Regions from separate parts of the Homo sapiens genome. Here region 1 is linked to region 2. The links are chromatin loops, found by intact Hi-C in ENCODE. Cell type or tissue: heart right ventricle. All regions are shown on one strand.

The links. A loop is a pair of places that touch in the nucleus more often than their neighbours do. Peaks named below come from ENCODE experiments on the same cell type or tissue, not always from the same donor. Only the 100,000 strongest peaks of a DNase experiment are listed, where the experiment ranks them.
Region 1: a loop joins it to region 2, with 1.8 times the contacts of the local background. A loop is called at or near these places in 19 of 110 quality-filtered maps.

Annotation. Positions count from the first base shown.
Region 1 is chr9:129,512,895-129,517,894 of GRCh38, forward strand. It overlaps LOC124900275 (extensin-like), which reads left to right. Exons shown (of 4, transcript XM_047424330.1): 4 at 525-792. LINC00963 (long intergenic non-protein coding RNA 963) reads left to right here. Exons shown (of 5, transcript NR_038955.1): 5 at 525-792. Among named protein-coding and RNA genes, the nearest start is that of LINC00963, 27 kb to the left of the region's middle. In heart right ventricle, no CTCF peak of the experiment used is centred here; no DNase peak of the experiment used is centred here.
Region 2 is chr9:129,567,108-129,572,107 of GRCh38, forward strand. No RefSeq gene overlaps it. Among named protein-coding and RNA genes, the nearest start is that of C9orf50, 51 kb to the right of the region's middle. RefSeq lists enhancers at 2,707-3,570, 3,571-4,434, 3,583-3,877, 4,435-5,000. In heart right ventricle, a CTCF peak has its summit at 2,670; DNase peaks (open chromatin) are centred at 2,274 and 3,684; H3K4me3 peaks cover 1,778 bases; H3K27ac peaks cover 3,828 bases.

The DNA.
Region 1 (5,000 bases), 54 kb before region 2:
GTTCGAGACCAGCCTGACCAACATGGAGGAACCCCATCTCTACTAAAAATACAAAATTAGCCGGGCATGGTGGCTCATGCCTGTAATCCCAGCTACTCAGGAGGCTGAGGCAGGAGAGTTGCTTGAACCGGGGAGGTGGAAGTTGCAATGAGCCAAGATTGCGCCGTTGCACCCCACACTGGGCAACAAGAGCGAAACTCCGTCTCAATAAATAAATAAATTAAATAAACAAATATATATATATATATATATGTAATGCCATCACATCTTCTCCGGCCTTTGGTGTTATTGTGGTCATATACTTTATTTTTGTATGTCTTATAGATCCCAGAATGCATTGTTATTTTTACTTTAAAAGGTGGATTAATTTTTAAAGAATTTAAGAAAAGAAAAACAGTCTTTGGACTGCTGGCCACAAATTCTCTGTTTTATTTATCCCCAAATAGTTTTATTTTTCCATTTTGAGAGAGATTTTCACTGATACCATTCGGAGTTAACAGATTTATTCTTTCATCACTTTTCAGATGCCGTTCCATTGTTTGCTGACTTTCATTGATTCTATGAGAAGTCTGCAGTCTTTTGCAGCGTTGTTTTCCTATGTATAATTGTCTCCTCCCACCCCACTCACCCCAGCTGCTTTCCACATTCTCTCTCTTTGATTTTCAGCAGTCTGCCCATGATGTGCCTAAATAGGACTTTCTTTGCATTCATCTTGGCTGGGGCTCACTGAACTTTCTGAATCTGTAGATTAATTTTCTTTTTTCAATAAACCTTGGAATATTTTCAGCATAATTTTTTTCCTGTCTTCTTCTCTCTCTTTTCTCCTCTGAAATGCCAATTAAATATATGTTAGACTGCTTTATCCTGCCCCACAACTTACTGAGGCGAAATTTTTCAATCACTTCTCTTTGTGCTTCTGATGACACTGGTGGCCCATCTGGAGTGGCCGCTGCCATCACACCAGCTGCAGGGGGAGGTGCAGCCAGGCTGCACATTCCATGGAGCCAGCAGGAACTGCAGACAGGTGGGAGCCCCACCTCTTCTGAGCTAGTGGGGCAGGAGCTCCCTGGATGCAGCCGCAGCCACCCAAGTTATGCCTGTGGACCCGGGCCTCCCACTGCATGAAGCAGGCAGAAACCCCACCCCACTAGGCACAGCTGCCACCCAAGTTGTGGCTGCAGACCCAGGGCTCCCTGGGCTCCTGCTAGGGGCAGGAGCAGGCAGAAGCCCTGCCCTTCCAGGCGCAGCTGCAGCCACCCACATTACAGCTGCAGACCAAAGCCTCCCAATCCATGGAGCAGGCAGAAGCCTTGTGCACCCCACTCTGCCCCGTGCAGCTGCAGGGCCCAAACATGAGCAGGTCAGTGCTGACACGCCAGCCCCCAGCCACTTCGGCCCCCTCCAGACTTTGGGCACCAACGAGCACAGGAGGGAAGCTGATGGGGGCTGAGGGCAGCTCAGCACTGGCCTGCAGGTGCCCCTTGGCACCTACAGCCTGGGTGCCATGAATGGCAGCAGGAGGCAGACAGCTTCCTGGGCAGAAGGGGGTGGGTCTCTGGTGAGGTCCCACCTTCAGGCCAGGGAAGGCCTGAAGGCTGGGGGCCAGACTGCCAGTCCTGCAGACTGAAGTGGGAAACTTGTGGTGCCTTTTCTGGGCCTGCCCATGGCCGCCTATGGACCAATTGGCGTGTACTTCCTCCCCTCTGAGGCCCATAAAAGCCCCAGGCTCAGCCAGAGCTGAGCAGAGGTCAGGAAGGCCAGCTGCAGAGAGGAGCTACCCACTCCAGGGCCTCCTCTGAGCTATTCTGTTACTCAGTAAAGCTCCTTTCGCCTTGCTGCCCCTCCACTTAATTCTTCCTAGACACAGGACAAGAACTTGGGACCAGCCAAATGGTAAGGCTGAAAGAGCTGTAACACAAACAAGGCTGAAATACATCCATTGTGAGTGAAGAGAAGTAGAGAAGAGCCACAGCCCTTCAGGGAGCCCAGACCTGAGAACTCCCCAAGCCAGGGCTGTGACCCCCTCTTTGGGGCCCTGCAGTTCCCAGAGTCTCCAAGCTTCTGGGCACCACCATGTTCCCCAGTGGCAGCCTTGAAAGATGCTTGCAGTGTGTCTGATCCAGTCACAGCCTCACAGAGAGCCAGCACTGATGCTGGCACCTGGAGCTGTCCACCCTGCTGCAGCAGCTGGTATGCCTGTGTGCAGTGGCCAGACCCCATGTTTGTTTGCTCACACACCCCTGGCCACTCCACACCTGGCTCGCCCTTGGCAGACATGAGATCCAGGCTGGTAGAGTGAGCTGAGTGCAACCAGGCCAAGTGGGTGGAACGAGCCTAGTGGGCCTGAGCAAATCTCAGGCAAAGGTGCCACAGTCCAGAGGTTTCCAGCTAAAAAAGTGACACCCCAAGGATCCTGCAACACTTTATGTAGATAATTTCTACCGACCTGTCTTTACATTTATTGGCCCTCTTAAAATTGGGTCTAATATGCTATTTTTTTTTTAGACAAGCTCTCACTTGGTCACCCAGACTAGAGTATAGTGACATGATCACAGCTCACTGCAGGCTCAAACTCCTGAGCTTAAGCGATCCTCCTGCCTCAGCCTCCCAGGTAGCTGGGACTGTGGATACATGCCATCATGCCCAGCTTATTTTTGCATTTTTTGTAGAGATGGGGTTTTGCCATGTTGCCCAGGCTGGTCTTGAACTCCTGGTCTCAATAATCCTCCTGCCTTGGCTTAGTGCTGGGATTATAGATATAAGCCATTGTGCTCAGACAAGTCTAACAGGCTTTAGTCCCATCAAATGAATATTCAATTTCAGACATTGTATTTTTTAGCTTAAAATTTAATCTGATTCTCTCTTTTTAAAAAATAGTTGCCATATCTCCCCCCCACACACCTTTTTTTTGAGACAGAGTCTCATTCTATTGCCCAGGGTATGCAGTGGCATGATCCTGGCTCACTGCAACATCCGTCTCCTGTGTTCAAGCGATTCTCTTGCCTCAGCCTCCCTCCTACAACTACAGGTGCATACCACCACTCCTGACTAATTTTTTGTATTTTTGGTAGAGACAGGGCATGTTGGCCAGGCTGGTCTCTAACTCCTGGCCTCAAGTGATCCACCTGCCTCAGCCTCCCAATGTGTTGAGATTACAGGCATGAGCCACCATGCACAACCTTGTTATGGGTTTAATTACATCCACCACCTTCAAAAGATACGTTGTATTCCTAACCCCCAATACCTCAGACTGTGACCTCATTTAGAAATGGTGTCATTGCTGATGTAATTACTTAAGATAATATCATAGTGGAATAAGGTAGGCCCTTAATGAAATATGACTGGTGTCAATTTTTTTTTTTTTTTGAGACAGGGTCTCACTGTTGCCCAGGCTGGAGTGCAATGGTGCAATCTTGGCCCACTGCAACCTCTGCCTCCCAGGCTCAAGCAATCCTCCCACCTCAGCCTCCTGAGTAACTGGGACTACAGGCATGCACCACTGCACCCAGCTATTTTTTGTATTTTTAGTAGAGACAGGGTTTCACCATGTTGCCGGGGCTGGTCTTGAACTCCTGGGCTCAAGTAATCCACCAGCCTCATCATCTCGAAGTGCTGGGGTTACAGGCATGAGCCACCATGTCTGGCCAGACTGGTGTCCTTTTAAGAAAAGACAGGAGGCTAGGCACAGTGGCTCATGTCTATAATCCCAACACTTTGGAAAGCCAAGGCAGACAAAGCACTTGAGGCCAGGAGTTCAAAACCACCCTGGGCAACACAGCAAAACCCTGTCTCTACTAAAAATACAAAAATTAGCTGGGCGTGGTGATGCATGCCTGTAATCCCAGCTACTCCAGAGGCTGAGGCAGGAGAATAGCTTGAACCCAGGAGAGGAAGTTTGCAGTGAGCTGAGATCATGCCACTGCACTACAGCCTGGGCAACAAAGTGAGACTCCGTCTCAAAAAAAAAAGGAAAGAAGACAGAGGCTGGGAGTGGTGGCTTACCTGTAATCTCAGCACTTTGGGAGGCTGAGGCAGGTGGATCACTTGAGCCCGGGAGTTCAAGACCAGCCTTGGCAACACGGTGAAACCCTGTCTCTACCAAAAATACAAAATTCAAGCCAGTCTCATAACCCAGCCTCAAAATAAATAAACAAATAAATAGATTAAAATTTTAAAAGAAATAAGAAGAGAGAGACCCAGGAAGAATGCCTTGTGACGAGGAAGGAAGAGATTGTAGTGACGCATCTATGAGCCAAGGAATGCCAACAACTGCTGGCGTCGCTAGAAGCTAGAGAGAGGCATGGCACAGATTCTTCCTGAGAGCCCTCAGGAGAAATCCACCCTGATCATACCTGAATTTCATACTTTTAGCCTCTGTAACTATGAAGGAGAAAATGTCTTTTGTTTTATGCCACTCAGTTTGTGCTACTTTGTTCTAGCGGCCCTGGGAAACGAGTACACTCCGGAAATTTCTCTTGTTTTTGTCCACTATGATTGCCTTTGCTTTTCCTTATAGATGAATTTTACTTTGCTACTTTTTTCTTCTTCTTTCTTTCCTTCTTTCTTTCTCTTCTTCTTTCTTTTTTTTCTTTCTTTCTTTCTCTCTCACTCTCTCTCTTTCTCTTTCTTTTCTTTTCTTCATCCAGTGATGCAATTATAGCTCACTGCAGCCTCAAACTCCCGGGCTCAAGCAATCTTCCTGCCCCAGCCTCCCAAGTAGCTAGAACAACAGGCATGTGCCACCACATTCAGCTAATTTTTTAAAATTTATTTTTTTAATTTTTTTTGAGATGGAGTCTCACTCTGTCACCCAGGCTGGAGTGCAGTGGCATGATCTCAGCTCACTGCAACCTCCGCCTCCCAAGTTCAAGCAATTCTTCTGCCTCAGCCTCCCGAATAGCTGGGAATGCAGGCGCATACCACCACACTTGGCTAATTTTTGTATTTTTAGTAGAGACAGGGTTTCACCATATTGGCCAGGCTGGTTTTGAACTCCTGAC
Region 2 (5,000 bases):
GCCTCATCCCCCTCACCTGTCCTCCGGCATTCTCTGCCTCCAGCATACCAGCCTTTCTCTGTTGCTGCAATGCTCAGAGCTCCTTTTGAACTTGGGCCTTGGCTCATGTCGTTTCCCCGCGAAGCCTGCTCTTCCCTGCCCCTGCCACGTCCTACCTTCAAATGTCACTGACTCTGGGAGGCTTCCCCGGTGACCCACCCACCCCAGCGCACATATCCTGTCAGTCCCCTTGAACGCCCCCCAAGGTGTAAGTGCACGGCCATACAATGGTTTGCTTAATACCCATCTTGCTCCGAGAGAGCTGTGACAGGGGCTGTCTTGTCCTCAGCTGTATCTGCTGTGCCCAGCACAGTCCTGGCACACAGTAGATGCTGGATGAAGATGTGCTGAGGGCCGAGCGCAGTGACTCACGCCTGTAATCTTAGCACTTTGGGAGGCTGAGTGGGCGGATTGCCTTAGCTCAGGGGTTCGAGATCAGCCTGGGCAACATGGTAAAACCCCCATCTCTGCTAAAATACAAAAAACATTAGCCAGGCATGGTGGTGCACACCTGTAATCTCAGCTACTCAGGAGGCTGAGGCGGGAAAATCCCTTGAACCCGGGAGGTGGAGGTTGCAGTGAGCTGAGATCATGCCACTGCACTTCAGCCTGGGTGACAGAGTGACTCTTTCTCAAAAAAAAAAAAAAAAAAAAAATGTTCTGAGACTCTGAGATGCATGAGGCTGTGGCTGGCAGGCAGAGGGGAGCCCGAAGGAGCCTTGAGGGACATAGGACCAAATACCATCTTTGTAGGAGGCCTGGGGAGGGGCAGGGCCTTGCTCAAGGTCACACCACCTAGTGGAGCCTCAGGATTGGAACTCACATCCCCTGCTCTCCAGCCTGGCGCCTCCCTTCCAAATGCAGCCTAGTGCTGGGAAAGGAGAGGGTGGCAGGCTGGCTCTGGGCAAAGACACTCCCCTTCTCCTCTTTGCTTCCCTCTCCTTCCTCTGTCCCTCCCCACTCTTCCTCTCCAACCAGGAGGCTGCCGAGCCAATGGCTCAGCGAGGGCTGGGGAGCCCTGACCTCCACCCACGCTCTACGATCTGTCAGCACCACTCTGCTAAGACCTCCCAAACTTCCGCACCCCCGCAGGCTGACAGGGCTGCAGGTGCCAGCGCTGACCTCCCGCTGCTCCTGTTCCTCTCCTTCCGCAGGCACCCCTCGCCCCCCACCGCCACCTCCAGCCGGGTTCTGGGGTCCTCCTGGGCCACCTGCTTACTGTGTGTCCCTGGACACGGCGTCTCCCCTCGCTGAGTTAGTTTCCTCATTTGTAAAACGGGGATATGGCCCGTCTCCTAGAGTGACCGGGAAGATCGGTGGTATCAACGCAAACTACAGCCCGGCAGCTTCCAGGCGAACTCACTTCTCAGGACGCCTCTCCTGCTGTCCTCTCAAAGCGGGGGACGAAGCCACCACCACCCAGTTTACAGATGGGGAAACTGAGGCTCAGGGAGATCTGGAAACCTTCCCGGGCAGCTGGGCTCCGAACCCAGGGCTGCGAGCACAAGGGCTGGCTCCCGCCCCCGGCCCTGGTCCCTCCTTCCCCGGGGCATGGCCCGGCCGTGCCAGGCGCTCGGTGACAGCCCCCGCGGGGGAGGCCGGGCTGGGAAAGGAGAGGGCAGCGGGCGGGGGCGCCTGGCCGCGCGGGGTCGGCCGCGGGTCGATACGGCGGCAGGATGAATGGGAGAGGGGAGCGCGGGCGGGAGGAGGAGGGAGGAGGAGGGGGAGGAGGGAGAGGCCGGAGCAGGGGGAGGGCCCGCCCCCGCCGCCCCCCAGGCCCCCGCCCCGCCCAGCGGGCTTGGCCGGGTCTGCAGCCCTCAGCGCCAAGCGCGGCCCCGCGGCCCCACCGAGGGATCGATAACTAATTTCACCGCGGCAGCCGCCCCAGTTTTTTCCCGATAATTGCGCGCCGGCAGCTGCGAGCAAGGCCCCCAGCCCGGCGCGCAGCCCCGCCCGCGCGCGATCAATTGACACCGCCACCGGGCGGCAGGAAAACTCATTTTTCTCTCCCTCCCCGGCTCCGGGTGGGCGCGGGCTGAGCTCTGCCAAGGGCCGGGGGCTACGCGGGGCCGGGGCCGGGGCCGGGGCCGGGGCCAGGCCAGGGAGGGAGGGCAGGGCCCGAGGAGGGGGCGGGGGCGCGGGCGCGGGTGTGGGAAGGAGGCTTGCAAGGAATCCGAGGAGGCGGGGTGCCTCAGTTTCTTCACTCTACCACAGGGGCGTGGCCGAAGGCGTCAGGGACGTGGGGTGCGGGCGGGGCTGTCCCAGCCCCTCTCAGCTGTTGGCGGACTGGCTGGCTGGTGGGAGGAAGGGCTAAGTCAAGCGCCACGGCCTGAATGCGTGGGTTCGACTCTGGACTCCCACCAGGGACCACTGTGTGAGGTTGCATCCGTTCCTCTGGACTCCCACCAGGGACCACTGTGTGAGGTTGCATCCGTTCCTTCCCTTCGTCTCTTCCTCTCTGAGCCTCAGTTTCCCCATCTTCTGAAAGGGGCCTGGCATATCCTGGGCAGGCAGATGGTGCATCAGAGGCAGTGATGCCCACAAGGAAGTGCTCCCCACAGGTGGCTTGGAGGAAATCCTCCTTCCTCAGCACTCATGGAGGCCCCCTGTGGGCCAGGCACTGTTATAGGCCTTCCGGGTGAGGACCAAGCAGTGACCACAGCTGACAAAACCCCTACCGTTGTGGAAGGAACATTCTACTGAGGCCATGGACGTACAATACCCAAGTAAGCAGTGAGAAGATGCCACTTGCCATGGAGAAAAATGAAGCAAGGTCAGCAGGACAGGGTGTGGGGTGCAAAGGCAATGCAGCCCCCAGGACCCATGGTGGGCCTCACCCTAGGCCCTCCTTGCAAAGCTCAGAGCTGCTCACTCCCAAACTGCCGGTTGTTCAAGGTCATGGGAAACCTGCAGACTTGGCATTTTCCAATGAGGATGGCCAGGAGGAGAGAGACCAAGAGGAAGGAGAAGCCAGGAGGTGGGGTGGGACAGTCTCCCTCTGGAAGAGTCCATAAGAGGGCCAGAGAGAGAGAGAGGGGTGGGGACTGGAGGGCACCAGGGCAAAGGGGGTACAGTCAGAGCTCCAATGGACACAGTGTCCTGGGGGGTCAGGTCAAGAGAGACTTGGGTTTGCTGGCCTGGTCCCAGCTGGGCCAGTGAGGCCCAGGGAAGGGCAGGGGCTCGCCCAGCCACAGTACTTATGGGGGACAGAGATGGGCTCCTAAATCCTGCCACCAGGCACAGAGAAGGGCAAGAGGGGCCAGAGAGGAAAGGAGGAAAGAGACTCATGGAGCGGGGGTGCCATTCTCTGTTTAGAGGGGTCAGGAGCCCCAATTTGCTTCCCAGAGGCCAGCTAAAGCTTCCTGGGAGCACCATGGGTGGTGCTGGGACTTCTACAGGACTCAGCATGACTCAAAGGGCCCTGGGGAATGTGTTCTGTTCCCCAGTCCCCCACCCCCCAGCTACCAGAATGACAGAGGCTCCCCGATGGAGGTGGGTAAGCCGGGCAGGGGTGGCGGCCTAAGGCTGCTGGGGAAGTGGGGTGTTCCAGGACTGAGCAGACCTCCTCCCCCGCCTCGGTTTCTTCATCTTAAAAATGGAGCTGGTGTTGAGGTGCTGAGGTTCTGTCAATCTTTCTTCCCTCCAAATTCCTGGCACGCCCAACCCCACGTCTGGGTTGAGAGTAGTGACTCAGCAGAAAATGAAGGCTACTGCTAGCAACCAAATGAGGTTAGCAGGGGGACTGGCAGGACGCCGTGGGCTGGGATTCGAAACAGCACATAGCTGGGTCTCACCCGCCTGAGGCCCCATCTATCCAACCACCTAACATTTACTCATCATTCAGCAAATATTTAGTGAACACCAACTATGTGTGAGGCACTATGTGGGGGAGTGAGTGTAAGGTCCCCCCGCTTCCCCATCTCCTTCCTCTCCCCGCAACCCCCACGTCTCCACCTTCATTTTCTTTTGGGGTATGGTCAAAGGAGGCCTGGATTGGGAGTCAGGACTAGACTCAGGCCTGCTGGTGACCTAGGCAGGCCCCTTGCCCTCTCTGTGCCTTGGTGGACCAATGGTCATTAGTGGACTCTGTGTCCTTCCTAAGAGAGGAGAGCCCTGGATTAACAGCAGCTGTGGGCTGGGGGCCTCACCCCTGGGTCTCATTCAGTCCCCATGAAGTGAGATGAAGGAACAGAGACCAAGATTCACCCAGGGTCCCAAAGCCAGGAGGGAGAAGAGGGCAGAGCTCAGGTCCGTCTGACACCAGAGCCCTGCCCACTTGTCTGAGCTGGAGGGGAAGGAGTGCCCATCAGGAGAAACTTTTGGATCCTGGATAGAAGCTGGGATGTGGGGTAGGGACTAAGGTGCTCAGAGTCCCCTTGTCCTGCCCCTCAGTTAGTGGCTTTGGCCACCAGCCATCTCAGAAAGGCCTCTGTCGGTCAGAGGAGGAGCTGCCCCAGAAGGCCATGTGGGGTGACCTTGGCCTCCTCGACGTTCCCTGGGCCAGCACAGGCACAGAACGATACTCTTTTTGTAAAGAGACATGTACTCACTGGGTCAGCAGTGAGGCAGGGAAGACAGCCTCACAGCTACAAGCACAGGATTTTTAAGGCTGGTCCCCAACCCAGCTCTGCTGCCCGCTAGCCCTGGGTCCTTGGGCAAGCTGCCTCCTCCTCTGAGCCTCAGGCTTCCCATCTGTAAAATGGGCATAGTGGCAATTCGGTAGACCCACTGTGCCAGATCCTGTGCTGAGCCTTCTCTGTATCTGCACTCTGAGCCCTGTGAGCAGCACCCGCTATTCCACAACCCTCGTTCTTCTCGTCTTCACCTCGGAATCCAGCCATGGCAGTAGTTCTGTGCCACCTGACAGATCTCCATGCCGCCACTGCATCCAGAATGCAGCTCGGAATGCCCCATCTGGAGATGTGGGATCCTGCCAACCTAGGCCCCGGACCTAGGGACAC